Linked DNA regions of Homo sapiens: region 2 is linked to region 1. Evidence: chromatin loops called from intact Hi-C (ENCODE). Cell type or tissue: chondrocyte. All regions are shown on one strand. Each heading gives the region's core, and the rest is flanking DNA. Links, peaks and the distances in the headings are about the cores only.

Region 1 (17,023 bases), core at 3,206-11,205:
ATAGGGACCCTTAGACAAGTAAGATATTATAAAATACAATCACTCTGGAGGAGCCACAGAGGAAGAAAGGCAAGGCATTTGTGTTACTTACTGCTGTATAACACATTAAATTAATGCAAAATGTAGTGGCTTGAAAAACCACTTCTTATCTCACAGTTTCTCCAGGTCAAGAATTCAGGGATAGCATAACTAGGTGGTTTTGGTTCAGGGTCTCCTAAGAGGTTGGAGTCCGGATATTTGCCAGGGCTATTATCACCTGAAGGCCTGTTGGGAGCTGGGGGATCTACTTCCTAGCTCACTTAATTGGTTTTTGGGAGTTAGTGTCAGTTTCTTGCTGTCTGTTGACTGGGGGCCTCAGTTCCTCAGCTCATGGGCCTTTTCACTGTGATGCTAGAAAACATGCTTGAAACATGTGATGCTTGCAACATGGCAGCTGGCTTTCCCCAGGGTGAGTGCTCCAAGAAAGTGCAAGGCAGAAACCATGATGTTTTGTATAGCCTAGACTCTGAAGTCACATGCCAGTTCTGCCATATTCTATGGATCTCACAGACCAGCCCTGTTATAATGCAAGAGGGGACTGCACAAGAAGAAAAACATCAAAGGGCAGGGGTCATTTGGAACCTCCTGAAGGCTGGATACCACAGCATGTAAAAGTGAACATACAACACAAAGTAGCAAAGTTTTTTCTTAAATGTAAAAATTGAATATTGAAAACAATTCATTTATTGAAAATTACATACTTGTAGCTACTTATCTTGAATTTTTATGAAAAGAATGTATAATGCCTAATGGCATAATGCCACTTATTACAGGACTGGAACCCAGAGTTGCCACCAGATGGGATATTCAAAAATACGCCAGAGAGGCCTACAACCTGGGGGTCAGGTACATTGGCGGGTGCTGTGGATTTGAGCCCTACCACATCAGGGCAATTGCAGAGGAGCTGGCCCCAGAAAGGGGCTTTTTGCCACCAGCTTCAGAAAAACATGGCAGCTGGGGAAGTGGTTTGGACATGCACACCAAACCCTGGGTTAGAGCAAGGTAAGCATCTTTTTACTAACCCAAACTAATTTAGATTATGAATATGTTCAAGTGAGGCCATTTAGAAGACTGCAGCAAATTTGTTGTGTGATGATGAAGAATCAGTCATCCCCAAATTCTCTCCCAGAGATGTTTACAAAGCATCCTTATTAGGTGATTTCTGGAGATTGTTTTAAGAATATAGAACGTATTTGACCTGATTTTGGATTTTGAAAAGAAAAAGAAAAATTTTTTTAAAAATTGTTTTTAAATATAGGCTGGGTGCGGTGGCTCGCGCCTGTAATCCCAGCACTTTGGGAGGCCAAGGTAGGAGGATTACTTGATCTCGGGAGTTTGAGACCAGCATGGGCAAGATGGCAAAACTCCATCTCTACTAAAAATACAAAAAAAAAAAAAATTAGCTGGGCATAGTGGTGCATGCCTGTAATCACAGCTACTTGGGAGGCTGAGGCACAAGAATTGCTTGAACCCGGGAGGCAGAGGTTGCAGTGAGCCAAGATCACGCCACTGCACTCCAGTTTGGGCAACAGAGTGAGACCCTGTTTTAAAAAAAAAAAAAAAAAAGAATATAGCATGTAAATAAACGTAAGTGGCAATGAAATGTGATTTTGTGCTCTAGTAAAGCACCATTAGTGTGGTGCACAATACTCTTAAATTGCATTGATTTTTAAGAGTTAAGGACCACTTAAGTATAGCTAATACTGATTGTTCTATATCAAGCATGATTTTCAGAGCTGGGAATACGGTGGCAAATAAGACAGGCAAGGTCTTTGCCCTCAGAGTTTACATTCCAATGGGGAAGATGAATAATACACTAGTAAAAAAAAATGTATGTCAGGCACTGGGAAGGGCAGTAGGAATATAGAAATGAGAAGCCGTGGATTAGAGACTCACAGTCTACTGGGTAAAAGAATACGAAAGCCAATGTATTATACTGTGGTAGCTGCTTTAGTAGATGTATGGATAGAAAAGTAACAAGAGAAGAGAATGACTATCTCTGCCTAACAGAAAGATATTTTAAAAGAAGGGTTTTGGGGCTGGATTTTGAAGGCTCAATAGGCTCCTACCATATAGAGAACTAGGAAGCGGGTGGAGGACAGGTGCTCCAAGGAGAGGTAGCAGTTCCACTCTGTTCAGCAGCTATTAACAGAGCACAGCTATCTGTCAGATGCTGTTGTGGATGCTGAGGTAGCAAGCTAAACAAGGAGCTAGCAATCTAGCAGGCAGAACGATAAGCAGGTAATGTCCAATGAGTATAGTAAGTCCAAGGATGAAGATGTGCATAGGTGTGCAGGGTCTGAGCTAATGTCCCAAGGGGCAAAAGGCAGAGAGAGGGTGAATGAAGGATTTCTAAGAAAGCTGATGCCTGAGTTGAATTCTGCGAGAGGAATTACATTGCTAGAGGAACAGCCCTCAGGAAAGCACTGAGAAGTGGAAAGAGAATGACACATTGAGAAACTGGAAGTTTGAGAATAGCAGAGACAGAATTTGGTGAAAGACACCTCCCAGGAGGAGGAGGCAGCCTCTTTATTCATGCTCAGGAGTTATGTAGGACCCCATCCCAAAGGCAAAGAGGAGCCTGGGTGGTCTCAGGTAGCCCAGGGCAAGGTTAGATTAGCAAGTTAGCAAGTTGTAATCGCCATGTGAGGAAGACTTGCTAGGAGGGACAGCAGACAGGTTGAGGCCTGAGCTAGAAGGAAGCAAAGGAAATAGAAGGGCAGAAGTGGAGCCTGCAGAGTGAGAGGTGCAGAAGTTATCCAGGGTTTGGGGAAGAATAACCAAGGTGAACTCAGCTGGCTCATGAGGATGTGAGGAAGGACAGGTAGTGTAAGTGGAATAGACAGTACTCCTATCCCAAATTTTCCCTGTACATATATTAAAAGAAGAAATTCAAGGTGGGCATAGTGACTCACACCTGTAATCCCAGCACTTTGGGAAGCTGAGGCAGGCGAATCACTTGAGCTCAGGAGTTTGAGACCAGCCTGGGCAACATGGCGAAACCCTGTCTCTACAAAAAGTACAAAAATTAGCTGTACTAATTTTGTACCTATGTGGTGGCATAGGCCTATAATCCCAGCTACTCAAAAGGCTGAGGCAGAAGAATCACTTGAACCTGGGAGGCGGGGGTTGCAGTGAGCCAAGATCGTACCACTGCACTCCAGACAGGGTGACAGAGTAAGACCCTGTCTCAAAAAAGAAATTCAAAGTAACTTTAGACTTACAGATTGAGGGGAGGGGGTGGAATTTTTAGTCCAGATTAATGTGTGTTTTAATGGATGCACTCTGAGAATCCAAAGATGGCTCCCTCAATGTGCACTCATAACAGAACAAGAAATCACATCAGTTTTTACATCAAAGGGCACCTTCTATGACAAAAACCATTGTTAATGAGGCAGATGCCTCTGGAGGAAACACTGTAAAAAGCCTTCCAGCAGAATGGACCGCTTCCCAGTCCCTCAACTGCTTCTGATGTTTCTTCTCATCTACAAAAGTAAAATACAGTGTACAGTAACCTTTTAATCAAAACACAGCATCATGGATGGAGACAAAGCCTGTTGCTGATGGTTGTTGCTGTTCAGCAGCTGACACGGGTATTCTAGTGATGCTACTGTGCTGCTTAGTTACCCTGAGCACATGATTTTTTCACTGTGTTAATGGTATGTCATACTTTTCCTGTTAAGTATTAATGTGTGGATAAGTGTAAGCAAATGATTGTTTATCAGTAGCATATAAATTCGTAGTCAGGAATCATGGTGAAGCCAAACAACCACAGACTGCCCACACAGGTGGCTGAGATTGACACCTTTGCTTTTTAATGTCTGATAGGCAACTTTGTGTGCTGCGTGAAATTATTTAAAATATTATATAATTTTTAAATGGTTCCATGATATAAAGACCAAAGCTAGGGGAGGAGTCTGTTGTCTGGTGTCATGTGTTTTGTTCACACAGGGCCAGGAAGGAATACTGGGAGAATCTTCGGATAGCCTCAGGCCGGCCATACAACCCTTCAATGTCAAAGCCAGATGGCTGGGGAGTGACCAAAGGAACAGCCGAGCTGATGCAGCAGAAAGAAGCCACAACTGAGCAGCAGCTGAAAGAGCTCTTTGAAAAACAAAAATTCAAATCACAGTAGCCTCGATAGAAGCTATTTTTGATGAATTTCTAGGTGTTTGGGTCACAGTTCCTACAAATACGGAAAAGGGGGTTAAAAAGCAGTGCTTTCATGAATGCCATCCTACACATATTATTGCTATTACCTGAACAAAATAGAATTACAAATAGCACTTGATAATTTTAAAGTATGTTTTAGAAATTTTCTTAGGAGCAAAATAAGTACAAAGTAAATCTTGAACAGGTTCACTAAGCACCCACCCTGTGAAAAGTATTATGGAAATCACTGCTGCACAGGAAAAGTAATTCAGATGTTAATGCCACTTGAAGAAGTTGGTAGGCTAGCAAAGAGGATGAGACATGAACTGTCATAAAGGACTCAGCAACCAGCCAGGGACAGATAAAGCGCTATGGAAAGGGGCTTCCAAGTTCTTTTGAACATGACCCTTAGTAACAAACACAATTTATATAATGACCCAGCAAAACACATCACATCTTACTGTCGAAATTAAATGTGTGATCCATCCTAGTATTTTCTGTTCCATTCCTTTTCATTCTATTTCATTTATAAAACATGCTAGTTGAGACTTTTCAAATGGATTTTTATGACCCACTACTGGGTTTGGATCCACAGTTTGAAAAATATTGCTACAAGACACTTAAGGAGACCATCCTGTTTAAGTTTATTCTTATAAGTAGGTCAGTCATATGAGACCTGATCAATAAATATCCAATACCCAGAGTCCTGCTCTCAGAGTTCTTCTGTTTCGTGACCCACTTTTCTACCAGTAAAAGACATAGACCAATGGGGAGGAGGGGAGGAGAGATGGATATTTCAGCCCTCTCCATCCTAGTCAACACTGGATCCACCTAGTGCCTCTGGGCCATAAGGCTGAGCAGAGTGAGCTTGTATTAGTTGGTAGCTTTTAAAAAATATAATAAGAAAAAAGTAGAGATTCTCCAAACTCTAGCCTGGTTTCCTAGATTGAGAACTATGATATTTTTCTCTGATAATTTAATATCTACTCTCCTACAAAAGCTCAAGCCTGAAGATACAAGACTATTAGAAGAAACATGACTACCCTCAGTGTATTAGAAAAGAGGTCATGCAGCTTTCTAAACATTATTGAATTGTTTGAGCTGTTTTGAAATTGTAATTCTTTTCAGCTATTAAAAAGAAGAGCAATGAGACTATATTGCTTGTATTTTATTCTTATCCTGGTTCTACAATTTGCTAAGTCTTACATGAAACCTCTATACCTCAATTTCTTCACCTATTTAAAAGAAAAACCTACTTCACAAGTATGCTGGAATTTTAAAGGAGCAGGTGGCAGTATTTAAAAGGAAAAGAGGCCCTACTGGCTCTTTCTGGAGAGCCAGTCAGGGAATTCTAGAAAACAAAAATAGGCCAGGTGTGGTGGCTTACGCCTGTAATCCCAGCACTTTGGGAGGTGGACGGATTACTTGAGGATAGGAGTTCAAGACCAGTTTGGCCAACATGGTGAAACCCTGTCTCTACTAAAAATACAAAAATTAGCCAGGTGTGGTGGCACACACCTGTAGTCCCAGCTATTCGGGAGGCTGAGGCATGAGAATCACTTGAACCTGGGAGGCAGAGGCTGCAGTGAGCTGAGATTGCACCACTGCACTCCAGCCTGGGAGACAGAGTGAGACTCTGTCAAATAAATAAATAAATGGAAAGGCAAAGAAATTGCTAGAATTTTGTTACTAAGAGTTAATAATCCACCCCTAATCCCTCAATGCACAGAAACAGAGCCAAAGCAGCACAACTTTCAGAGGCTGCATATGGCTAGTGGAAACAAGAGTGAACTCCACTTGTTTTTTGTTTTTTGTTTTTTTTTTTGGCAAAGTTGTTATCTATCATTTCTCTTATATTCTCAAACCAAGCTCAGTATTTAAAGCTTTCACTCACAGATGACATTTTATTGGACTTGCTGTTCTATTACTGTGTAAAATGCATGTTCCTTTAATATTCTTTTCAGAGTTTTGTTGCCACCAAAATATTATAACCTTTAATCATTTTTATATCCATCGTTTTTTAAAATATTTTTCTGAAAAGGAGCTATGGTAAAGACATTCTTGAATTAAATTATATGTCAACACTGCCTCCTAGTGGTATAGTTCATATTTTGAAATTGTTTTTAAAATTTCAGTCCCTCCTCCAAACATGTGCATTTTATTTCCAGAAATCTTGTTCATTAAGAGAGAAAGCTCATTTAATACCTAAGAGTTGATTTATGTTAAATAGACATTTCTCACTGGTAAATATTTTTTATGGACTCCGAACCAGAGGGACCTTAGAGATCAAAAGTCCAAACTATCCTTTTAAGGATAAGATTACCAAGGCAGGATGCAAAGTCAGGAAGCACTTCTCACTATTCCAAGGCTGTCAAGAAAGACGGCTTTAGCTTAGCCTTTTGTAGGAAGGGTTGGGGAAGCTGGGGGGCAGTACCAGAACAGATGGTCCACAAAACTAAGGAGTCATCCTCCAGCCAGGAATAAAATAAAGGTCTTTGGCGTTACTCAGAGTAAACATGAACTCACTAAATAAACTGTTTGCAGTTTGTACTCTGACACTTCTACACACTGTAGCAAACCACCTTTGGATAAGACAGCCAAGCCAACGCAGACCCCTAAAGGAAACAAGAACTGCGCAGGAATGAATCAAGAACATCCGTTCCCAACTTCTCCAGATGGGGGCAGCAGGTCGCCAGCAGGAAATGCATGAGTAACCTTATTTTGTTTGAACTTAAGTTATTTCATCAGGCTAAGCTCTAACAGTTTTGGTCAGTTTTTTCTTAAGACATGTGGATCTTTGAATCACATCCAGGACAACGCACCCATCAAGAAAAGCCTTTAACAAGTTTGAGTCAGGAATTAAAAAAGAGGAAGGAAGGGAGAAAGGGAGGGAAAAAGGGAGGGAGAACGGGAGGGAAGGAAAGAAAGGAGAGAGGGAGGGAGGGAGGAGAGAGGCAGGGAGGGAGGAAGGAGGGCGGGGAGGGACTGCAGGAGAGCAGGCAGGCAGGCAGGCTTTATGCATCTCCAACTAGATCCCCATTTTCCCCAGAAACGTTTTTTTTTTTCCAGCCTTCAGCACACTGAAGGGCTTGAGGGCTTTATAGACTGTTCTCCCAAATAGCCTCCTTGATAGTCAATAACATCCACTCAGTCAGTCTGGAACCTCCCACGTGTTACCTGCCAGGTCAAGGACCCTGGCTCTTAGATAACAAAGGAGGAAGAAGTCAATTTCAAGAGAGAAAAATAGGACTTATGAACGGCTTCAGAAATAGTATGCCTGGTGGGATGTTAAACGACAGAATTAGAGATAGCAAGGTATAATATTTCTAAACATCTTCAGGAAGGAATATTTAGTGTTTGAACAGAAAATGATGAAAGGCAGGCAAATGCAAAGAATTCTCAAAAATGGTAACAGGAAGGGTAGGATCCTTTGGTAAAATTGGTGGGAGTGTGGTGAGAGAAAGGAATGGCCAGAAAATGCTTCCGGTTTTCAAGCAGCTGGAGGCATTCTGTTGGCATTGGATAGATGAAAAATTAAGATGATGGAAAATGAGAGAGACAGATGTCATCATTTATGCTGCTGTGAGTTACAGGAATAATACCAAACAAGTCATGTACAGCAAAACAGTAAAAACAGGTTAATTTATATGCCATGAAATCAAACGCATGATCATTTTAACTTGTGGTTAGATGGTTAGATGTTTACATTTAAATTTATTAAAGCTTCCAGGCTGGGCACGGTGGCTCACGCCTATAATCCCAGCAGTTTGGGAGGCCAAGGCAGGCAGATCACTTGAGGTCAGGAGTTCAAGACTAGCCTGCCAACATGGTGAAACCCCATCTCTACTAAAAACGCAAAACTTAGCTGGGCGTAGTGGCAGGCGCCTGTAATCCCAGCTACTTGGGAGGCTGAGGCAGGAGAATCACTTGAACTTGGGAGGCGGAGGTTGCAGTGAGCCGAGATCGCACCACTGCACTCTAGCTTGGGCAACAAGAGTGAAACTCCATCTCAAAAAAATAAATAAATAAAAATAAAAATAAATAAATTTATGAAAGTTTCCTATGTAAATACTTACATGAAATGTATTAAGGGAAACATTTCACTTATTTTTAATAAAAAGATATTTCTCTAAATGCCTGAACTATCTTTAGCAGTCATCACTTGCATGCAAACTGTTAATGTACCCTTCAGAAATTATTCCAGTTTGTTCTTTTGGGCAGGTTCAGTAAGACCTCTGCTTGGCCCCATTCTGTGGTTATTTGTTCCAATTTACTACATGATCTTGAAAGGAAAAAGCTGAATATCTTTTTAAATAGTTCAGACTTTTTCTCAAGTCAGCCTGGTCATTCTTCCAATTATTCTGACTTAATGAGATTTTACTGTTCTTTGCAAAAGTTAACGTCCTAAACACCTGAGGTAGCTTAGTGGAATTCACCTATGGCTCAAAAACACTAGTGGCACATAGCAGAAAAAGCAAGGAAGACATTTAGAATCAAGACTTTGGGGTGCAAGTCCTAGCTTTGCCCCAACTCCCTGCAGAACATTGGGTAAATCACCCCACTTCTCTGTCCTTCAATTTTCTCAACTGTAGGATAACAAGTTTCTAATGCCTTGCTGGAAAACTCCACAGTTGTTTGCGATTTGATGATATAAATAAATAATAGCCTCATCATTGTCAATAAATATTTACTGAATGCCACTTGGTGGTATGTTTCCAGCGGACTGAAATTGTTAATTAATTATTCCCCTGGCTAAACAGACAGCCGACTAAAACAAGTAACACTGTTCAGAGGGCAGGGAAAATGTTACTACCCTAGACTCAGCCTGGTGCTGAAAAATGAAAATGTCATTCCTCCCCACAGGTACTGTTTTCTAAGGAGACTTGGGTCTGTGGTTTTTCATATTATGAACTGTTTCTATTTTCAAGGTTCAGAATTCTTTGTAGATTTGCATAAGCTAAATATTCTAAAAATCATCAAGTGAGTAATTTTTGGTTTAGAGTCCTTCATCTACCTAGGAAGGGAGAGAGCTGGCTTCTCACATTTTGAGAATAGGAGAGTGGAATTTGGGAGCTAGACACCTCAGGATTTTTTTCCTTCCATCAGGCCATTCTCAGCAGCTTGATGACTCCCAGATTTCTCTCTCCAGCCTGGACTACTCCCCAGCATTCAGGCACATGATATCAGCCTGGCCTGTAGACCCAAGCCAGCGGTCCGTGGCCCGGACCCTGTACCTCAGGCCCCAAGCCACTTCCCATGGCCATTCAGGCAGATGCCCCAGGTCTGGAGCAGGTCCCACATGGATCCTGGTTGTCAGAGGCACCTTCCTCAAAATTGTTTACATCCTCCTCCAGTGGCTGAGAGCAGCCAGGGCCAGCTGTGCCATCTAGGAAGGGAACCCCAAGCCTGGACCAGTCAGCATGGGACCCAGTCCTCATTTGTCTCCTTCTGAGTGTTCAGTGACCCTGTACATCCCCGTACCATGTCCCTCACACCCACCCCACTCCTGGAGTGACCAAGTGCCCTAAGAAGCCTAAGGCTTTATGTTGGTCCTGGTTCCAGGAGGGAGCCCTGGTGATAGGATGGCTTCTGCTGGCAGGAACTGTATTTTATCCCAAGATCTGGTGAGATTGGGCTACCCAGTATGGTGCTGACACTCTGATTTTGGCTGACTCACATCAGACACAGGACAAGTTCAGGACCTTTGCCCCTTGCCTTGAGCAGTGAACGTAGGCCTTCATTGGCTCTCACCTGTGAGGGTTCTGACTGCAGCAATACCTATGGTCTGCAGCACTCAAGCGTAAACAAGAATCTAACATAAAATGAATTATTGACACTTCATGTATATATATATATATATATATGAATATATATTCATATATATGAATATATATGAATATACATATGAATATATATATGAATATACATATATGAATATATATATTATATACGAATATATATATGAATATATACGAATATATATACGAATATATAAACGAATATATACGAATATATATACACGAATACATATACGAATATATATATACGAATACATATACGAATATATATATACGAATACATATACGAATACATATACGAATATATATATACGAATACATATACGAATATATATATGAATATATACGAATATATATATGAATATATACGAATATATATATGAATATATACGAATATATACGAATATATACGAATATATGTGAATATATACGAATATATGTGAATATATATGAATATATGTGAATATATATGAATATATGTGAATATATGTGAATATATATGAATATATATGAATATATGAATATAAATGAATATATATGAATATATATGAATATATATATGAATATATATAAGAATATATATACGAATATATATGAATATATGAATATATATGAATATACATATATGAATATACATATGAATATACATATATACGAATATACATATGAATATACATACGAATATACATGAATATACATACGAATATACATGAATATACATACGAATATATATGAATATACATACGAATATATATACGAATATACATATACGAATATATATACGAATATATATACGAATATATGTGAATATATATACGAATATATGTGAATATATATACGAATATATATATGAATATATGTGTATATATATGTGAATATATATGAGAATATATATGTGAATATATATGTGAATATATATGTGAATCTATATGTGAATCTATATGTGAATATATATGTGAATCTATATGTGAATATATATGTGAATCTATATGTGAATATATATATGAATATATATGTGAATATATATGAATATATATGTGAATATATATGAATATATATGAATATATGTATATATACGAATATATATGAATATGTATATGAATATATATGAATATGTATATGAATATATATATTGGTATAGATATAGATATATATGTTAGTTTGAGACAGTCGTTCTGTCACCCAGGCTGGAGTGCAGTAGTATGAGTTCAAGCAATCCTCCCATCTCAGCTTCCCAAGTAGCTGGGACTACAAGTGCACACAACCAAGCTGGGATGATTTTTGTATTTTTGTAGTGATGGGGATTCACCATGTTGCCCAAACTGTTCTCAAACTCTGGGCTCAAGTGATCAGCTCACCTCTGTCTCCCAAAGTCCTGGGATTACAGGCATGAGCCACTGTGCCCAGCCTGTTCCCATATATTCTTGGTAAGACTTGCAGTTGTGGTCATCATCAACAAAGCACAGTAACCACCTCACAGAGAGTCATTTAATGGATGCCAGTTTTCAGAAGCATCCATTGATGCTTAATGTACCACCAGGAGTAATGATATAACCAGTATTAAACAAATGGTGTTGGGGAGCTACAGAAACAAGATCCATATTGTCTCAATACAGTTTCCAAAGAAGCATGGCATTGTCAGTAATAATGGCATTGCTATGTTTTTCTCACAATGGGAGATATGAAAGTATCACATGTGACAATAAAGAACAAGAGATTGTCCCTGTTCCTCAATAGGGACAGATGGTGTCTGGATACTATGAAGAATCTTTATGTGCACTAATTGGACAACAAGCAGTTACCTCTTCTCAACCCATTATTCTAAATCCTCATGAACATGTCACTCACTATACCTCACACAGGCCCATGAATGTTTAGATATGTTTTTAAATCAAATACCTTTAAAAATATATTTTAAAATCTAATTTTATATATATATATATATATGTAGGTGCTCCATAAAAATATTTTCCCAGAGCTCTCCACACCCAAGGAGCAGCCCAGTTGGACTCTGAAAACAAGGTCCTGATCTTCCCTTGCCCACTTAAACTTGTCTCTCCCACAGGATCTTTCATATTTGAAAATGGAAGTTCTACTCTTCTAGTTGCTCAAGCCAAAATCTTGAAGTCATCCTAGACTTTTCTCTTCCTCTTATACTCACATTCAATACATCAGCAAAGCCTGTCAGATCTACCTACAAAATGCATCCAAATTTGACTGCGTTCCACTTCCTCCTCCTTATTTCCTAGGGAGTAATGGACTAAGCTGCCATCATCTCTCACCTAGAATATTTCACAATAAATTTCTCTACAAGTTCCCTTAATTCCTCCCTAGTCTCCCTCAGATCTATTCTCCATAGAGTGTCCTGAATGATTCTTTTAAGAACTAAGTCATATCATGTCAGTCATCATTTCAAAACTTTGCAGTTGCCTTGTGTCACAGATCTTGAGTCATGCACTCAGATGTCCCTTCAAGGAAGGACAGGCTGCCCATCTGTGGGTTATGTGACTGCAGCCCCCAGCTGCCATCCCCTTCAATGTCAAAGCTGCAGACCCTTTGTTCAAAGTCACATCCTTCCCAGGCCAGCCTGCATCTGATGCCTGAGCAAAGCAAGGGCATAAAACCCTGGCATTCTGGCCTGACTAGCGGCAACTCTGACAGGAGATATTCTCTCCAGAACTCACCACCAGATTGGCCTAGGCATTTTTTGACCTGCATTGCAGTTCAGCTTCTACTTCTGCCCAGTCCTATCTCCTCTTCCTCTCTTTTCAAAAGTGTCAGACTGCACTGCAGTCTGAAGGGTGTCTCTGCCTACTCCTGTGCCTTCTACCTTTAATTTTCACTAGTATTTCCACTGCCCCTCCAGCAAAATCTTGCACTTCTATGTCCTTCTCAGCATGTGATTCCCAGAGGACAAAAAATGGCTCATTTTCCTTGACTGCCCTATGTGAAATAGCAACACACCCCTCTTCTATATCCTCTATCTTCATTGGGGTGCTTATTCTTCTCCATAGTGATTGTTACCACCTGCTGTGCATTTTTGGTCATATTTTATTCATTCACTCATTCATTCATTGTTTCCCCACAACATTAGAATATAAGCTCCTCAAAGGCAGGAACTTGACTTTGTTCACTTCCATACCTGAGTGCCTAGAATAATGCCTTGGGTATAGTAAGAGCTCAGTAAATATTTGATGAATGAAAAAACATGAATGCATATTTGGGAGACCCTTGCTAGAAAGAAGAAAACTTGAAAATTACAGAAACATTTCATTATTTTTTCTCAGACATCAGACTATTAGGAGCTGAAAATGTTTGTGGTTGGCTTACTTCCAAATTTGAACCTACACTCCCATTCTCTTCATTCCTACATGCACATATTTATGCTTCACATATTTGAGCACCTTATATGAGGCCTGACACTGGACTTAAGGGCTGAGAGGTACAAAGATGCCACTTGTCAGTTCCTGGATCAGTGAGGGAGACAAGCCCTCACTAAAGGACTTAAGTGCTCTAATAGACACTATGATTTGGATGTGGTTTGCTCCCACCAAAACCCATGTTGAAGTTTAATTGCCAGTGCAGCGGTCGTGGGAGGTAGGGTCTAGTGATGGTATATGGTCATGGAGGCAGATCTGTCATAAATAGATTAATGCCTTCTGGTGGGAGTGAGTGAGTTCTCGGTTTCATGGGAATGGATTAGTTCCCAAGAAAGCAAGTTGTTATAAGTGAGCCCAGCTTCTCCTATGTGTCTCTTTGCACATCCTGCTTCTGCTTTCTGCCAGTAGTTGAAGCAGCAGGAGACTCTCACCAGATGAGCTGCCTGATCTTGGACTTCCCAGCCACCAGAATCACGAGCCAAATAAACCTCTTTTATTTATAAATTACCCAGTCTCAGGTATTCCATTATAGCAACCCAAACAGACTAAGACCATAAATGCCACAAATGATGCTGTGAAGGCACAGAGAAAAGCTGCTTACACCAGCATAGTGAGGGCTGCGGTGCCCTGAGGAAGCCCAGAGAAACACTTCCATTCTGCTCACCTCTTTCTGTTCTTCAGACCCCCTAAGCTCATTCCTACCTCAGAGCCTTGGCACTGGTTGTTCCCTCTGCCTCCTGATCTTCAAGTGGTGGTACCTTCCTGTTATTCATGTCTCAGATCAAGTGTCACCCTTTCAGGGAGGCCCTCTTGAATACCTAAAGTTCTCCATCCACCCCGATCCCCTCAACCCCTAAACCTTGATTGGTTACTCTGTCAAGTAGCCTTGCTTTAGTTTTGTTGTTATTGTTGTTGTTCCCTTTTTGAGACAGGGTCTCGCTCTGTCACTCAGGCTGGAGTGCAGTGGTACAATCTTGGCTCACTGCAACCTCTGGCTCCTGAATTCAAGTGATTATCATGCCTCAGCCACCCAAGTGGCTGGAATTACAGGCACGCACCACCATGCTCAGCTAAAATTTTTTTGTGTTTTTAGTAGAGACAGAGTTTTGCCATGTTAGCCAGGCTGGTTCAAACTCCTGGCCTTATGTGATCTGCCCACCCTGGCCTCCCAAAGTGACTGGATTACAGGCATGAGCCACCGCACCAGGTACTTTTGTTCTTCATAGCACTTCACATGATCTATTTGGTTATTTAATTATTGTATACATTCTATCTCTTCCTCCCTGTGCTATAAGTCCTAAGAGGACAGGAACCTTGTTTTTCTTACTTATTGTCCCAACTCCAGTGCCTACAAGAGAGGGCTTGACACACACAAGGGACTTAATAATATTTATTGAATGATTATGTGGAAAAATGAATAAAAAGATAATGCTCCTATAGAGACATAAAGAAAGACTAGTGGCCAGGCTCAGTGGCTCATGCCTGTAATCCCAGGACTTTGGGAGGCTGAGGCAGGTGGATCACTGGAGGTCAGGAGTTTGAGATCAGCCTGGCCAACATGGTGAAACCCCATCTCTACTAAAAATACAAAAATTAGCTGGGTGTGGTGGCGGGCACCTGTAATCCCAGCTGCTTGGGAGGCTGAGGCAAGAGAATCGCTTGAACCTGGGAGGCAGAGGTTGCAGTGAGCCGAAATCATGCCACCGCACTCCAGCCTGGGCAACCAAAGCAAAACTCCGTCTCAGAAAAAGGAAAAAAAAAAAAGTGACTAGAAAGTCAAGGTGGGTGTGAGAGCAAGGCATTCCACGTTCCACATTAGGGGAAAAGCTTCTGCAAAAAAATGGTTTGCACTGCCTTTTTTTTTTTTTGGACAGAGTTTCGCTCTTCTTGCCCAGGCTGGAGTGCAGTGGCGTGATCTCAGCTCACTGCAACCTCCGCCTCCCGGGTTCAAGTGATTCTCCTGCCTCAGCCTCCCACATAGTTGGGGTTACAGGCACCCGCCACCATGCCCAGCTAATTTTTTGTATTTTTAGTAGAGATGGGGTTTCACTATGTTGACCAGGCTGGTCTTGAACTTCTGACCTCAGATGATCCACCCACCTCAGCCTCTCAAAGTGCTGGGATTATAGGCGTGAACAATCGTGCCCGGCCTGCACTGCTCTTTTTTCTTTCTTTCCTTTTTAAAATATCTTGCCCTTTCTGTGAAGATTCCAGAATGCACTACTGTTTTTTATCTCCCCAGGAGTCCCAACATCAGAAGTCTTCAGGTCTGGGTAATGGGATATGGTGATTCATTATACCATTCTCTCAACTTTTGTATCTTGAAATTTTTCATAATAAAATATTAAGGAAACAAAAGTCTTGGAGGCAAGTAAGTAATATAGATGTATGAAACAGCTCAGTTTTCAACCCAAAGGTGGAGCTGCATAAACCGGAAACAGCAGGCTCTGCATAAAAAATACTCAAATTTATTTTTTCCCCAAACTCTGGTGTGAGCTAAACACACCAGAGCCTGAATTCAGCCAGTTTGTGACCCCTGAACACCATAGGCTAAGACATGGATCCCAAATAATCTATTCACTCTATTCTGAAAAATGTTTACACAGAAATCCTCAACCATCTGGAGACCAAACCTCAGTAATATTGAAGAAACAATTTATTACATATTTTCACATAGCTAAAAGGGCAGATTTTGAATATTCCCAACACAAAGAAATAATAAATGTTTGAGGTGATGGGTATATTAATTACCTGATTTGATCATTATGCATTGCATATATGTATCAAAATATCACACTGTACACCATAAATATGTACAATTATGACTCAATTTAAAATAATAGCCAGGCACAGCAGCTCATGCCTGTAATCCCAGCATTCTGGGAGGCCAAGATGGGTGGATCACTTGAGTCCAGCAGTTCAAGACCAGCCTGGGAAACATGGTGAAACACTGTCTTTACCAAAAAAAAATTTAAAAATTTGAAATTGTTGGGTGTGGTGGTATGTGCCTGTAGTCCCGGCTACTCAGGAGGCTGAGGTGGGAGGACTGCTTAAGCCTGGGAGGCAGAAGTCACAGTGAGCCAAGATTGAGCCACTGTACTCCAGCTTGGGTGACTGAGCAAGACCTTGTCTCAAAATAATAATAAAAGAAAATAATAATATTAAAGAGTACCTCTATTTTCCAGAACCTCACTTCTGTTATGGCTCTGTTTTATGGCAGACTGCTCATTTTCTTACCTTCTCCAAAACTCCCCACAGGCAAAGGAGTTGGCTGCAGCTCTTCCATGCTCCCACTGCAACTTCCAACCATTCCTCTTCCACCCCCTGCACCACCCCATCAAAAGCCTCTTCTCTGAGGATCATCTCTTAACAATAGCCCACCTTCTTCCTGTCCTTGTTCTTTCAACCTTCTGCCTCCATGTCTCTCCACCACAGTCAGCAAAAGCTTGAACACCTCCTTACGAATTCTATCAACCCCAGCCATCAATCCCAGAGAACTCCAAACACCCACGAAGGTGACCCAGTCTGAAGCTGTCTTAGCAGCCACTTTGTCTCCCTCCCAGCTCACCTCAACTGCCCCCACTCCCTGCTAAGCCACACCTGAAATTCATAATGACCTTCCACCCTGAAATCCCACTCTCAGAGGCAGCCTCC
Region 2 (17,023 bases), core at 4,779-12,778, 230 kb before region 1:
GTCAGAAGCTAATAGTCGCCATCTCGTTAGGGTCAGTCATTGGATTTTTGCTTTGTCCTTTGGGGAGACTGTGGTTCCCTGTTTGCTGTTGTTACTTGCGGGTATATGTCTATGTCTTTGCATTGAAGGATTAATTATTGATTCTAGTTTTCTCTGTCCAGCTTGTTTTGTCTTTCATTGAATATATTTGCTTAATCTTTGCAACTAGATTGCTGCCTCCTTTTCGGCTCTAGGTGGCGCTATAAGCCCAGGTTCACTTTGGCTCTAGTAAACGGTTGCAGTGCTGCCTGTCCCAAATGGGGGAGTCACCAAAGGGATTATCCCAGGTATGTTCTACAGGCTCCTAGGCAGGAACCCCTAGTCAGCAGTGTGGGAAGACTGGCTAGGGGTTCCTGCCCATGGGAACCTGTGGAATGTACCTCCTACAGTGTGGTGCTGCTGAATAGCCACTCTGATTTGGTGTCTCATTTGGCTGAGTTACAGAGCAGAGTTTCCAGGGTTGGGGATGGTAGTCTCACCTTCTGACCTTTGTTGCAGCCTGTCCTCAGAGATATTTCTCCCTACAGGCACTCACAATGCTTCCCATGAGTTAAGGCAGGGACAGGACTCCTGCTACGGAACCCAAGAAGGTGAGGAAGCTGGTTGACCACTCAATTTCACTTTTTCCAGTGTAAAAACAGAATTGAGGGAGATTTTCCACATGCTTGGTGCTGAAAGAATGTAGGGGAGGGGACTCGCAGACGTGGAAATCTGATTCTCCAATCATATGCTCAAGGTTTTTCCACTTCTCTGTGGCCCTGGGGGCTGTCTCATCCTCATACTTGAACTCTGGGTTGTTGCTGGTGAAAATCTCAATGCTATATATTTGTTTTTGGTCTTCTATTGAGGGATTGAAGCTGGCTTGCTTCTATACTACCATTTTGAAATCCTGCATTCCTTGATTCATGCCCTCTTCCTTCACCTTCAAAGTCAGCAATGGGCGGGCGCAGTAGCTCACGCCTGTAATCCCAGCACTTTGGGAGGCCTAAGGAGGCAGATCACGAGGTCAGGAGATCGAGACCATCCTGGCTAACACAGTGAAGCCCGTCTCTACTAAAAATACAAAAAAATTAGCTGGGCATGGTAGCGGGCGCCTGTAGTGCCAGCTACTTGGGAGGCTGAGGCAGGAGAATGGTGTGAACCCGGGACCTGGGAGGCAGAGCTTGCAGTGAGCCGAGATCGCGCCACTGCCCTCCAGCCTGGCGACAGAGCAAGACTCCGTCTCAGGAAAAAAAAAAAAAAAAAAAGTCATCAATGATGGTTGAATCCTTTTCATATCATATTACCCGACCTCCTCTTCTGCCTCCCTCTTCCACTTTTAAGGTCACCGATTGCACTGGTCCAACCAGATAATCCAGGACAATCTCCTCATCTTCAGGTCAGTTTATCAGAAACCTTAATTTGGTCTGCAATCTTAATTCCCCTTGTCATATAACATAACATATTCACAGGTTCCAGGCTTTAGGGCATGTTTGGAGGCAGGAGGGAGACGGGGGATTACTCTGCCTACCACAAACATGATGATAAAGTGATATTTATCCCAAGACTGCAATCAATTTTCAAATAGAAGAACAGAGTTAGAAGAATTATACTATCCAATTTCAAGAACTACTATAAAGCTACAGTAATCAAGATTTCATGGAACTGGAATGGAGTGCCTAGTAAAACAACCACATTTAAATGGTCATTTGCTTTTTAGCAAGGGTGCCAAACCAACCAATAGGGAAATAGTTTTTTCAAAAAAAAATAATGCTAGAGTATTCTGATATCTACGTTAAAAAAAACAAACAAAACCTTGACAAACCCTACTTCATAACACACATAAAAATTAAAGATGAATCATATTACAACTCAATAATAAAAGATAACCAAATTAAAATATTGACACAGGATTTAAATAGACATTTCTCTAAAGAAGATACACAAAAATAGATGGTCAATAGATACACAAAAAGATGTCCCACATTAGTCATCCAAGAGGCACAAACTAAAACCATAAGAAGATACCACTTTATACCCAATAGGATTACTATATAACAAAAAAGACAGACAATTGACAAGTGGTGGTAAGGACGTGGAGAAACTGGAACACTCATAAATTGCTGGTGGGAGTGTAACATGATGCAGCTGCTTTGAAAAACAGTGTCTTAGTCTTGTTTTCTGTTGCTGTAACAGAATACCATAGGCTGGTTAATTTATATAGAAAACAAGTTTATTTAGCTCATGGTTCTGGAGGCTGGGAAGTCTAAGAACATGGTGCTGGCACCAGGTGAGGGCCTTCATGTGGTGTCATAACATGACAGAGGGCATCATATGATAAGAGGGCAAGAGCAAGAGAGACTGAGAGAACTCACTTTTATAACAAAGCCACTCTCAATGTAATGAACCCATTCCTGTGACAGTGACATTAATCTATTCATGATGGCAAAACCCTCATTAATCCATTCATGAGGACAGAAGGATTCGGTTTCCAACACATGAACTTTTGGGAGATACCTTCAAACCATGGCAAAGGGTTTAGCAGTTCCTCATAAAGTTAAACATAGATTTACCACATGATCCACCAATTCCACACCTAGGTATATACCCAAGAGAAGTAAAAATATATGTCCACACAAAAATTGGTACCTGAATGGTCATAGCAGCATTATTCATAATAGCCCAAAAAAGTAGGAACAACCCAAATATCCATTAACTGATTAATGGATTTTTTAAAATGTATATTTTCAGCAATGTATAGCAATAAAAGGGATATTATGCATCAGCAAAAAGAAATGAAATACTGATTTATGCTACAAAATGGATGAACATCTAAAACATTATGCCAAATAAAAGAAGCCAGACACAAAAAGCCATATATTGTATGATTCCATTTTTACGAAATGTCTAGCTTAGTAAAATCCATAAGGACAAAACATAGATTATGTGATTGACAGAGGGAGGAAAGGGAGTTGGGAGTAACTGCTAAGGGGTAGAGAATTTCTTGTATGTTTAATTTTTAAAATGTTCTAGAATTAGACAATGGTGATGATTGCACAACTTTGTGAATATACTAAAAACCAGTGAACTGTATACTTTAAAAGGATGAATTTCATGGTATATGAATTATATCTCAATAAAAACAATACTGTATGAGGAAAAAGAAGATAGATCAAAGACCTAAATGCAACAGCTAAAACCATAAAACTTTTATAGAAAAACAGAGAATAGGTCTTAGAATAGGTCAAAAGTTTCTTAAAACCAACAGTTTTGTTTAATATATTTATGTATAAAAATAGATAAGACCCATAATGGTGTACCAGGGAGCAAAATGATGATGTAACTTCAGAGGGGGAATAAGCAGTGGGAGAAAGTACAGCTCTGGTCAGCTGGGGAGATCTCATTGCAAGTAAGCACCCATCCTGGATGTTTTGCCATTTGGATGAGAGGTGCGTTAAAGAAAAAATCCTACATTCAGGAAAAGTCTTCCTAGTGTCACAAGAATGTAAAAAATCTGCTTCATTTAAACAGTCCAAGCCTGCCCACTCCATGTATATTTCAGAACACAAGCAGGGATATATCTCAGCACAAAAGATGTGATTCCTCGAGACAGCATTCTAAATACTTCCCTAATTATCAAAACCCAGAGCTTCCAAGACATGTCAGATTCTTTGTTCTTGTTTTCACCAGTCCATCAAATTTGCTTGGCTTCTTTTATAAAACAGTAGACCTCCTCTGGAGTCAATGTGCTTCTCTTTCTCTTACAGGCCCCTACTTTTATACTGCATTTTTTCAGCGAGGCCTTTTGTGGTAAGCTGACCCTACAAAACATCTGCCTGGCATATGAAACACAAAATTCTTTTTTGGAAAGCTTTCTGTATGTATCAGAGACCATTTCATTGTTTATTCCATTTTTGGCTTCCTGAAAGTTTATGGAATCAAATGGAAAATGACTTCAAAATAGATAAGAGATTACATGAATCTTTTCTATACTTCACATAGTCATGAAGATATATTAACCATATCAGATATGAAATCATGTGCTGGTGATTTCTTTTTAATTTACATACAGTAAAATTCACTTATTTTGGTGTGCATCATTATGGATTTTAACAAATAGAGTCATATAAATACCACCACAATCAGGATAGAACATTCTATCACTGTGATATAACTCCTTTGTACCACCTCTTTGTAGACAAATTGTACACCCAGCCTTAACCCCTGGCAACCACTGATGCTTCTCTGTCGTTAAGGTTTTGCTTTTTCCAGAATGTCATATAAAAAAATCATAGTGTGTGTAATCTTTTCAGTCTGGCTTCCTGCATTCAGCATAATGCATTTGTGATTCATCCATGCTAATGTGTGTATCAACAGTTCATTACACTACTGAGTAGTAGTCCACTGCACAGAAGTACCACATCTGTTTATCTATTTGCTAGTTGAAGGACATTTGGGTTTTTCAGTTTTTAGTAATTATCAATAAAGATGCTATAAATATATGGGTATTGTTTTTTGTGTGAACATGCTTTCATTCAATTTCATTCAATCCCATGAATGAGACTGCTGCTTTCAAGGTATTTTTTTTTTTCATCTTTAGTTTTCAGCAGTTCCATTATGATGCTGGTGTAGTTTTCTTTGAGTTTATCCTGTTTGGATTTCACTGAGCTTCTTGAATTTGTACATGTATCTTGCACCAAATTTGTGAAGTTTTCACACATTATTCCTTTATATATTTTTTCTACACTAATATTTCTGCTCTCTTTCTGGACTCTAATGACATAAATGCTAGACCTTTTGATATTATTCCATAGGTCCCTGCAGCACTGTTTTTCTTCCTTTTTTCTGTGTTTCAGGCTGTATAATTTTCTTTCTTTTCTTTCTTTCTTTTTTTTTTTTTTTTTTTTGAGAGAGGGTCTCACTCTGTTGCCCAGGCTGGAATGCAGTGGCGCTATCTCAGCTCACTGCAACCTCTGCCCTCCTGGGTTCAAGCAATTCTCCTGCCTCAGCCTCCTGAGTAGCTGGGACGACAGGCGTGTGCCACCACACCTGACTAATTTTTGTATTTTTTGGTAGAGATGGGGTTTCATCATGTTGGCCAGGCTGGTCTTGAACTCCTAGCCTTAAGCAATCTGCCCACCTCAGCCTCCCAAAGTGCTGGGATTACAGGCACGAGCCACCACGACCAGCCCAGACTGTATAATTTCTATTGATCTATCTTGAAGTTCACCGACTCTTCTTTATCAGCTCCATTCTGCTATTGGACCCATAGAGTTAATTTTAAATTTCAGATATTGTGTTTTTCAGTTCTATAATTTTCATTTGTTTTGTTTGTTCATTTGTTTGGCTTTAGTTTCTATTTCACTGCTATTTTTCCATTCATTTCAAGAGTGTTCAACTTTGTCTCATGGAGAATGGTTACAATAGCTGCATTAAAGTTTTTGTCTGACAACACCAATATTTGGATGATCATCTCAAATGAGCTCATCACAGCTGAAATAATCTATTTTTAGTCTTTTCCCTTGAGTACTGCTCGTATTTTCCTGTTTTTTTTTTTTTGTATAATGAGTAATTTTGGACTGTCTATTAGACATTTTGAATACCATGTTCTGAGCCTCTAGGTCTAGTTAAAATCCTCTCGAGGGTGTTGATGTTTGTTTGGTTAAGCAGAGAATCAACCTAGTGAGACTCAGACCACAAGTTTTGTCTCACCTTCTGTGGACAGTGGCTCTAATGTCAGTTTAGTTTTTAAAGCCTTTGCTATGAGGTTTGGGTTTGCCCAGCGCATGTGCCACTCAGGGGTTAATCTAGGACCTGGGCAGTGGTTCACATGGCAGTTGAGTTTTCGAAGCCTCTGCTTTGCTCCTTTGGGCCTGTGTGGCATATATGCACTTGGAGGTGAGCCTGGGGCTTAGCTCATACACAGAATCAGGGGATCCTCTTCTCCAGTTCTTCTCTCCCTTTAGATCCTTCAGATCCACCCCCAACCTCCGCTCCAGGGGCCCCTTTATGTGGTTTCTCTGATCAGAAAAACAGGTTTCTGTTAGGTTGTAGTTCCCCATTCTGTCATGCACTTCTGCATAACTGAGGTTGCCTTTGGGAGCAAAGTAGCAAAAAAAAAAAAAAAAAAAAAAAAAAAGAGGAAAATAACAGAGATTATCTCACACTCCGGTCAGAAATGTGGGTCTTCTTTTGAGATTTTAGGTGCCTGCACCCCACCACAACACCAATGCAGATCTTCAACTGGGGCCTGTCTTGGGGTAGAGTTAAGAAAGAAAAGGGAAAGAAAAAGAAAAAACAGTCTGGACACTGTGGCTCACACCAGCCAGGCAACATAGTGTGATCCAATCGCTAACCAAACATAAAAAATTAAAAAAAAAAAAAATTAGCCAAGTGTAGTGGTGCATGACTGCAGTCCCAGCTATTTGGGAAGCTAAGGCAGGAGGATCACTTGAGCCCAGGAGGTAGAGGCTGCAGTGAGCTATGGTTACACCACTGTACTCCAGCCTGGGCAACAGCGTGAGACTCAATCTCAAAAAATTAAAAGAAAAGAAAAAACAAATAAAATAGGAATTCCCCATATTCTTGAGCAAGAGCCCACTTTCCTAGACCTCTGGTTAGAAGTAGGAGGTTTCTCTTGGAGATGTTGCTGCCAGTGCCTGCTGCATAGTTCCATAATTCCATTGGCTCTTAGGTCAAAGCCAAGAGATAGAGGAGAGAAAATAAACCTCCAAAACTCACCACACAAGGGATTCATGAAGCTTTGACTTTATTCCCCATTCTCCATTCACCTGATTTTGTTTTCTTCTCTGTCCCTATTCTTATCATCCCTGCTGTTATATTAGGTTGGTGCAAAAGTAATTGCAGTTTTCGAAAACCTCAATTACTTTAGCACCAACCTAAGTACTTTTAAGAAGCCTCAGATAGTTGCTTTCAGTATTATCCAGAGTTTTTAATCAATGAGAAAGATATTTGTTGACTTCCTCCATCCTGGTGAGCACGGGAAGGTGGTGCCCATGATTTTAATGAGAATGGGCTAAGGGAACTTGTGATACTTGTCTTGATTTTTTTTAAACCTTCATCTGAATTGATACAGGAGCATACTTCATGTCAGGTAAGAATAAAAAAGGAAACAATTATTTGACACACCTTAATTAAGCACCTGCTAGGTGCCCGCTACTCTGGGAAAAGGCAACAGGGGTTCAACACATGGTCCCTGCTTTCGAGGGAGGCAACATCCACAGAAAGCATAGCCTATGTGAAAAAATACAAGACTGTACACAACTAAGGGCAAAAAAGATACAGAGAAAGGAAACAAGGTAAAAACTGGGGAATTAGAGGTGACACGGAGGCCGTTCAAGCCCCCAGCTAGACCTTGATGGAGAAGACAAGGCACTTTCCATCAGAGGGCAAGGGGATGGGGCGGGGTGATTATTATTCCAAAGTTGGCTTTGTACCTTTTTATTACACAGTGAGTTTGTTTTCCCAAAAGGAAAGAAAGAGACTGTTTCTAAGGGCATTTGATCACTCCTGACCCTGTTCTTCCCTCGCCTTCTCTCAACGTGGTGGAAAAGTGTTTCCAGGACTTTGGTTCAGAGTGAGGACTGGAGGCCCAGCCACACTGGAGTGAGTCATGAGATCTTTCCTGGGGAGTCTTGAATTACCACATACAAAACTCTCAGTAACTGTCGGAACTCAGCTGGTTGCTGGTTTTGCTTGCATGCTTTAGCTGCGTTAAAGCACTCGGTAGTTTATTTTTCATATTTTATTTGGGTTAATTCCTAAAAATCACAAAGGCAGCGCCTTCATGCTAGGACAGTATCTATTATATTTTTTAAAATTTTGTTAAGTATTCAGGAAGGCTTTGCGTGGACTGCTCCTGTTAGAAGACAACCACAAAGCGGGGGAGGCCACGGGTAGAGCGGTTGCACAGATGGCAAGTGTAAGCAAATAGCGGCCAAGTCCATTGTGAAGTTTCACTTGCAGCTGTGTGGAAAATACCTATGCTGGTGACTCAATGTCTTTGGATTTCTAGCTTTAAATTACAGCAGAGAAGACTCATTTTCAAGTGCTGAGCATATAGGGAGACTGGCAAATGTGGGCCAGTTTTGAGCCCATCAGTTACCATACACTGCACTACAGAAGGATAATTAAAAGCAGGGGGAAGGGGGAAGTCTTGTGGTAATCAGGGCATCAAGCATGGTACCTGGACAGCTGGCATGGCAACCAACCTGACAGCAATACTGTGTCTATTTCCAATAATAGAAATTTAGCTCCCTTCCAGTGTAGCTGTATGCTGGGGTCTTGATTTTCTTTTCTGGAATGAGGTGTGCGCAGATGCAACGTTATTGCTCACCTGGCCCATCAGAGTCACGTATAAATGGTCAGGCCAGTGACTGTATCATACTTGTGCCTCTCACAGTTTTGTCTGGGAACTCTACCTTGTGTTGTAAAAGACCTTGTGTCCTCTGACCCCCCTCCCCCGACTTCCACTCTCCTCTTGGTCTGCCGCTGGGACTGTATTTTGTCGCTTATCTAACACAAAATAAACAGAACAATCTGGAGCTAATTTAAGTGGTTTACCATATCAGGATACAGCTGGGAAAGATTTTAAGAAAAGGCTCAACAGGAACAATAGCGCTGTGAAGTGGAGCAGCAGCGGAGAGCACAGGAAGGCAGTTTCAGGCAGCCTGGCAGACAGCTGTCAGCCACTCCAATAACAATTCCTGCAGCCAATGAAAACGGGCAGGCTCTGTGCGGGCAGCCTGGCCGGAACACCAACAATGAAAACAAGGGATTAGAGAGCATTCTCAGTTAATGGCTTGAGTGTCAGGGCCACCAGTCTCCCGGGAGCCAGTGCTCCCAACCAGCAAGGACTGGAGAGGAACTGCAGATGAAACAACACTTCATTTCTCTACAACACTGGCCAAGACTTTTTTTTTTTTTTTTGACATGCATGCATCCACGCTGGCTTTATCCTGACTTATGAATCCAGCAAGGCCCACAGAGGAACATCTGGTTTTGACATTAATTTCTTCTACTCTGCAGGATGGTTGGGTTTTTAACTCATTGGGGGCCTTTGGCTAGACCTTGAATTTCCTGGTGCAACTTGACAGAGGTGAGAGGGCTTGAGGGAGTTAAATAAAACTATGTGCTGCCCTTGAAAGGACTTGCAAATGCTTTATATATTAAACAAAGAAACTCCACTTGGATCAAGCTCTTGACAAAGATCCAACCAATTAGGTAAACGGTATAGTCTCGAAAGGCAGTGACATTTCATGCAAGGAATACTGAATTGGAAGCATGGAGACTTGGACTCTTGGTCTACTTCTGTCACTGCAAAAGGTTTCTGGGTCAAAGTTTCCTCACTTAGGACCATGTGCCCTTATCCTCTTCTTCATCATTTCATTTATGATATTAGCTTATGCTCACACATTTTTTTTTCCAGAGAGTACTTGACTTAGTAAAAATTTCCCTCTAACAACAGCAACTTTTGGGTTTATTATAAAGTAATTCCACATGTTTAAGAATAACTTTAAAAAATAATCTGTGTCTGTGTTCTTAAGTTGTAGGGAAAAGAGAGAGAGATCAGACCATTACTGTCTCTATGTAGAAAGGGAAAGACATAAGAAACTCCATTTTGATCTGTACCCTGAACAATTGCTTTGCCCTGAGATGCTGTTAATCTGTAACTTTGCCCCAACCTTGAGCTCACAGAAACATGTGTTGTATGGAATCAAGGTTTAAGGGATCTAGGGCTGTGTGGGATGTGCCTTGTTAACAAAATGTTTACAGGCAGTATGTTTGGTAAAAGTCATCGCCATTCTCCATTCTCGATAAACCAGGGGCACAATGCACTGCAGAAAGCCACAGGGACCTCTGCCCAGGAAAACTGGGTATTATCCAAGGTTTCTCCCCATGTGATAGTCTGAAATATGGCCTTGTGGGATGGGAAAGACCTGACCATCCCCCCAGCCCGAGACCCGTGAAGGGTCTGTGCTGAGGAGGATTAGCAAAAGAGGAAGGCCTCTTGCAGTTGAGATAGAGGAAGGCCACTGTCTCCTGCCTGCCCCTGGGAACTGAATGTCTCGGTATAAAACCCGATTGTACATTTGTTCAATTCTGAGATAGGAGAAAAGCCGCCCTGTGGCGGGAGGCGAGACATGTTGGCAGCAATGCTGCTCTGCTACTCTTTACTCCACTGAGATGTTTGGGTGGAGAGAAGCATAAATGTGGCCTACATGCACATCCAGGCATAGTACCTTCCCTTGAACTTATTTGTGACACAGATTCCTTTGCTCACATGTTTTCTTGCTGACCTTCTCCCCACTATCACCCTGTTCTCCTGCCGCATTCCTCTTGCTGAGATAGTGAAAATAGTAATCAATAAATACTGAGGAAACCCGGGGACCGGTGCCGGTGCAGGTCCTCTGTATGCTAAGCACCGGTCTCCTGGGCCCGCTGTTCTTTCTCTATACTTTGTCTCTGTGTCTTATTTCTTTTCTCAGTCTCTCGTCCCACCCGATGAGAAATACCCACAGGTGTGGAGGGGCTGGCCCCCTTCATAAAGTAAGAAGAATGTCATCTGAAGGTCCAATAAAAATAAACAAATGAAGAAGTAGAAATTAATGTTGTATTAGTCACTGCCCCATCTATTGTTACATCACATCATAATACATCATTGAAATAGCATTGATTATTAAAGTTTCCATGATAATAGAATGTAAGACTAAATTTTCAGTGTAAAAATAAGAGAGATATGGATAGGTCTTCTAAAAGCAGAAAAGAAGATGAAAACTTCTAAAGGATAAAAAGATGGGTAGGATTGGGAAATATCCCCTTTAGAAATAGAACATCTCTTCTATTTCTAGACCAAGTAAGTTCAGACAACGATTACTTCAAAAATATCTGAGCACACTAAAAAAATTTTTAAAAATCCAACTATCTGAAAATATAAAATCTCTCTAGAACAGCTCTCAAGCAATAGTGTGTCGAATCACCTAGAAGTCTTGTGAAAACAGACTGCTGGGAACCATCTCCAGAGCTTCTGGTCCAGAAAGGGGCCTGAGAATTTGCCTTTCTAACAAGTTTCCAGGTGATAGTGATATTGCTGCTCCTGGGACCATACTTAGAGAACTATTGCTCCAGAAAGAGATTTAATGGCTAATACAATAAAGTCAAGTGATCTTACTCTGTATTTTTGTTGTTGTTGTTCTTTTAAATCAACAAAAGTGATTCAAGTGTCAAGTGTGGTTGAATGGTGAGAATGAAAAAATAAGCAAAAAACGAAGGGGTATTGAATCAGTGCAGAATAGTCAGAAGTCACACACAGAGAAAATGGATGTATTTTACCTTTGGTGAGGAGTAAATTATAAAAGGACTGTAGCTACTTTCTGAAAGGTAAAATTGTCCTGACTCAAGGATGAAAAGGTATGTCAAAGGGGAATGTTTTATAATAATGAGTCCCTGGGTCTAGACCTGATACCAGTGGTTCTCATCCTGGCTACATTATAGAATTACTTGGGCACACTTTGGGAGGCCAACGCAGATGGATCATCTGAGGTCAGGAGTTTGAGACCAGCCTGGCCAACATGGTGAAACCCCGTCTCTACTAAAAATACAAAAATTAGCCGGGTGTGGTGGTGCACGCCTGTAATTCCAGCTACTCAGGAGGCTGAGGCACTAGAATCGCTTGAAACCAGGAGGCGGAGGTTGCAGTGAGCTCAGATCGCACAACTGCACTCCAGCCTGGGGAACAGAGTGAGACTCCCTCTAAAAAAAAAAAAAAAAAAAAAAAAAAAAAAAAAAAAAAAGAATAACTTGGGCAATTAGAAACTTGAAAGGGGGCTTTCCGGGTGATTTCCAAGTACAGAGAAGATTATGAACCTGCCTACAAGGTGTTCTACTCTGCAGAAAAGATGAAGTGTTGAATCACAAAGAGACGAGAGACACAGCTTTCTATGGATGGTGATTTTAATTCCCATGACTGGACCACAGAATCTCAATACAAAGACAATGAGGTCAAGATAGATTAAATGATATGCAAGAGGCTGTACAGCTAGTTAGGGGCAAATCCACTATTAAACCTCTTTTCCTGAAGCCCATCCAAATTTCTGTCTACCATATTATTTGACTGAATTTGCAATAATAATTTTAAAAATAGAAAAAAGGTGGTATTTGGGGAGAATCTAAAATAGAGATCTCAGTACACAACAGTAAGGTCAATTATCACATTGGAGATTCCAGTGTTTTCAATCAAAATATCCACTATAAGAAACTAAGAAGTCAACACAGGCTTTCATCAATTCTGAAACTACCTCTAATGTAAACAGAGCTTTCACTATCTACAAGCCAAGTGGTTCCAGTGAGGTTGGTTACTGACGTTATTGTAGTACACAAAAGCCATGGGAAATTGAAGCATAAGGAAAAAGAGAGAAGATGGCCTACAGTGATGTTGTCTGGCAACCTTAAGAGATCACAGGCAGGCTCTTCTCCAGCAAGCTGTTTCTCATACTCCATCAACGATATCAACATATTGCACTGGGAGAGGTTTGCCAGAAGGAAAGTGAGGTCATGGAGTGATTTGGTGAAGCCCACAGCTCGTCTGTAACTCAGCCTACTTTATGGGACTCAAAGTGAATTAAAACTACATTTTAAAAGCTGTGTCTTCCACCTGGTTCTCCTCACTGTTTTTGGCTAGCAGGAAAAGGGCCTGTCAGTTTTATCTGTAGGAGGTAAAAAGGAACAGCACATTTCAGGGAAAAGCAAATAAACATATTTGCTGCGGTGGTTTCAGGTTTACCAATGCAGCAGGTGGGTCAGGAAGCACAGCACTGATCCCAATCACTGCAACATTAACATTTTGCTCAACCAAACATGATGTCACATGGCCCATGAGAAAGCATGTTTTGAGCTCATAATATGAAATAGAGGTCAGACAGGAGCTTCTCCCCCATGTGACCAACGCATCTACATTTTACAGGAATTTCTTCCTCTTGGGATCAATTCACAATACCTCTATCCATTTCCATGTCTTGATAAAAACCAAATAGAAAATCAGAAATTATTTTTAAAGCAGCTTTGCTGAAAGAATATTCAAGGCATTAGAAAGAAAGAATCAATATATCATTTTGATCACTTAAAAGCTTTTTTTCATGGTTACTCAAAACCCACGCAGAGCTAGGAGATAGGGCTCATTAAATCAGAGGGATTCTGGAAGACCATTTCCTGGTCAGCTGGAGCAATGTTGCCTGCACCAGTCCTATCCCTAACAGCCAAAAACTGTGATGAGAACCAGGCTTTTAAAATGTAGTTTTAATTCGCTTTTTTTTTTTTTTTCTTTTGTTGAGACAGAGTCTCGCTGTCGCCCAGGCTGGAGTGCAGTGGCGCGATCTCCGCTCACTGCAGGCTCCGCCTCCCAGGTTCACGCCATTCTCCTGCCTCAGCCTCCCAAGTAGCTGGGACTACAGGCGCCCGCCACCTCGCCCGGCTAATTTTTTGTGTTTTTAGTAGAGACGGGGTTTCACCGTGTTAGCCAGGATGGTCTCGATCTCCTGACCTCGTGATCCGCCCGCCTCAGCCTCTCAAAGTGCTTGGGATTACAGGCGTGAGCCACCGCGCCCGGCTTAATTCGCTTTTGAGTTTCATAAAGTAGGCCAAGTTACAGACAAATGCAGCAGTGTGAGGTAGACTTTCTATTTTTCCTATCCTGTTGTGTGATGGAACTTACTTATTTCTTTTGATTCTCAGGTTTCTCATGCTATAATTAAACACAAATGTGGCTCCTATCATTTTATTTTACAAAAGTGAGTTAGAGCCTCTTAATCCATATTTCAATATAGGCTCAGTGTTACATATTTGTGTTTGGAGCTGAAATCCACAGACCTGCCAGCTTAGTGCATCACAATTATTCTCTGCTACTATGTGTACATGTTTATACCAAAGTATAAAGGTACCCAAGATTTCAGCTGGGGGAAAAAAAATTTCTTTGCTAGCTGTAGTCACCTCAATAATGATTTCTTAAGATGACTGCTATTGTTAAAACTCATGTTTTTAAAAAAATTTTTAGTGTCAGAAAAATTTTCACTATAAAAGGTTAAATATTTACCTTAGGAGTAGAATAATAATAATTCACATTTTCCTCTTTATACCTTTCAATACCATGATTTTTTTTTTTTTTTTTTAGACAAGATACCACTTTATCACCCAGGCAGGAGTGCGGTGGTGCAATCATAGTACGTTGTAACCTCAAACTCCTGGGCTCAAGTCATCTTCTCACCTCAGCCTTCTGAGTAGCTGGGATTACAGATATGTGCCACCACACCCAGCTAATATTTAAAACTTTTTTTTCGAGACAGGGTCTCACTATGTTGCTCAGGCTGGTCTCAAATTCCTGGCCTCAAGTAATCTTCCTGCCTTGGCCTCCCAAAGTGCTGGGATTACAAGCATGAACCACTGTGCCCAGCAGCCACATATTAATATTTTTTATCAGAAACATTATCAAATTTTTAATTAAAATTAATGAACAAATAATAAGGATTTCTTTCAAAAGCTGACTTTAAATCTAAAATCATGTGGTTTATTATACAATAAAGTCTAATCTGGTAATCCAAAAGTTAGAAAGTATTATTTTAAATATTAATTTACAAAGAAGAAAGAAATGAACTAGGAAGTACTACCTTGTTTTACAGAGAAAAGTAACATTTCAGAGTCTATTATTTAACAATATAAAAGAAAACAAGCCCTTAATGTGACCACCAATCCTTCTCAATGCCACACCTTGTTGGACAGAATGGCCCACGTATCAGAATGGAGCAGCCCAACAAATACTCAGAGCCATCAGATGATGCCAAGGATACCTCATTATTCGTTTTATTTCATGAAAGTCTTTGTTTTTGAGACAGAGTCTCGCTCTGTCACTCAGGCTGGCGTGCATGATCTCAGCTCACTACAATCTCCGCCAGGTTCAAGCGATTCTCCTGCCTCAGCCTCCCGAGTAGCTGGGACTACAGGTACCTGCCACCACGCCCAGCTAATTTTTCTGTTTTCAGTAGAGGCAGGGTTTGGTCATGTTGGCCAGGCTGTTCTTTAACTCTGGCTCAAGTGACCTGCCTTGGCCTCCCAAAGTGCTGGGATTTATAGGTGGTAGCCACCACACCTGGCCTCATGAAAGTCTTCTTATGGACATTAAACGTTCCTATTATTTTTCTAGTAATTTGCCAGGCAATGGGCTACTTTCTTTAGTTTTTGAGCTTGCTCCTTGTTCCTTATGTGTGTATTTTTGCCTAGAAGAGACATAATTCAATTCTGGCAGAAACTTTCCCTTTTGTCAAACAAATCTGGTTTTCACTATCAATGCGCAATCAGCTTGGTTTCTGCTTCCCAGTCATTTCCTGGATACCTTTTTGAGTTATTTGATAATTACTTGACCAAGAACTACTGCTGCCACCTCTAATCAATTAAAATTGACACAATTTCTAGGCCCTTGGCTTTTTTTTTTTCTTGAAGTTTCATCAGTCATGACCTTAGGACCTTTCTGAGCTGCATTGATACCGTAACTAAAAGGAAAACAAGTGATTCCAGGAAAAGACTATCTGCATTGAGGATCGTGATTAGGAAAGCACTTTGTTAATGTCAGTCGAAGGCAAGCTAACTCTACACACTAAAAGAAAAGATGTCCTACAGGCAATAATGAGAAAGGTCAAATAGGCTTTCTACTAAATATGGATACTACATTAATTTGGGGAAAAAAAGAAAAGGAGAGTGAGGGTATGAATAAGAAGGTAAAATGGAAGCTAACACCAACCAGATCTAAGTGGACACTACAGGTTGAATACTCCTTGTCCAAAACACTTAGGACCAGAAGTGTTTGGGATTTAAAATTTTTTTTGTGGGATATTTGCATATACATAATGATACATCTTGGGGCTGGGATCAAATCTAAACACAAAATTCATTTATGTTTCATATACACATAGCCTGAAGGTAATTTTATACAATATTTTAAATAATTTTGTGCATGAAACAAAGTTTGACTGCATTTTGAATGCGACTAGTCAAAGAAGGTCACGTGTGGAACCTTCCACTTGTGGCATCATATCGGCTCAAGAAGTTCCAGATTTGGGAGCATTTCAGATGGTGGATTTTCAGGTTAGGGATGCTCATCCTGTATAGCCTTTATGTAGTCTTAGTTTGTGTCTTCATTAATGCTCTGAGATTAGCATTTATTACAAGTCTTCCTTAAGATCAATGATTCATTGTAAAATTACTGAAGTTCGGGATGAATATAATGTGGTAAGCGCGTATGACTTCCATAAAATCCAAAATATCCAAGATACTTACATCTCATATGTGAACAGCTGATAATAATTACACACTCTACCTTACATTTCTTTTAAGGCTCTCAGCAGGCGGTCTATGACAGCTTCCCATGCAAGTTCTAAGGCAAGATAAGAGACAAAGCTGTGGCCAGGTGCCCTGACTACGGAAAGAAAGAGAAAAAAGGCCCAGAAATCTTCCCTGGCCTGTTCCAGTCCAGAAGAAAGGAGACTGGGCCTGGGCACACAGACAAACTGTCTTTAGTTTAAAGAGGAGAACAGACTTTATCAGATTTCAGGGTTAATGTGGTAAAACACTAAACTTGCCTGTCTTCCGGGAAAATGCACGTAGAACAAGAGGTCACTGAGATGAGGACCCCTGGGAATCCTACCTCAAGACCCTCTGTTTCCTTCCCATCCCCAAAGACATCTTTCTCTTATTGATAAAAACAGAAAGATAAGAAGGAAGCTACAACATCAATTTGTTCTGCAGATTAAATGTTACATTAATGCCAAGTTTTCTCCTTGAGATTTATCATTTTCCTATTAAGTTGTATCATTTATCATGTCCTAAAAGCAATACAAGTGTGTAAGAAAATCAGGAATGGAGCAAAGAATGAGACAAAGGTTTAGTAAGTGGAGGTTGTTATTCATTCTTGGGGGGATCTTTTTGGCCTGTTTCTACCAGT

The links. Hi-C counts contacts between places; a loop is a spot of excess contacts. Peaks named below come from ENCODE experiments on the same cell type or tissue, not always from the same donor. Only the 100,000 strongest peaks of a DNase experiment are listed, where the experiment ranks them.
Region 2: a loop joins it to region 1, with 3 times the contacts of the local background. A loop is called at or near these places in 19 of 110 quality-filtered maps.

Annotation. Positions count from the first base shown.
Region 1 is chr5:79,126,943-79,143,965 of GRCh38, forward strand. It overlaps BHMT (betaine--homocysteine S-methyltransferase), which reads left to right. Exons shown (of 8, transcript NM_001713.3): 7 at 813-1,041; 8 at 3,991-5,346. The coding sequence ends at 4,174. Among named protein-coding and RNA genes, the nearest start is that of BHMT, 24 kb to the left of the region's middle. In chondrocyte, for the core only: CTCF peaks have their summits at 6,592 and 6,806; no DNase peak of the experiment used is centred there.
Region 2 is chr5:78,899,781-78,916,803 of GRCh38, forward strand. The region is part of intron 4 of ARSB (arylsulfatase B); the gene reads right to left. Among named protein-coding and RNA genes, the nearest start is that of ARSB, 77 kb to the right of the region's middle. RefSeq lists a silencer at 289-378. In chondrocyte, for the core only: a CTCF peak has its summit at 8,783; no DNase peak of the experiment used is centred there.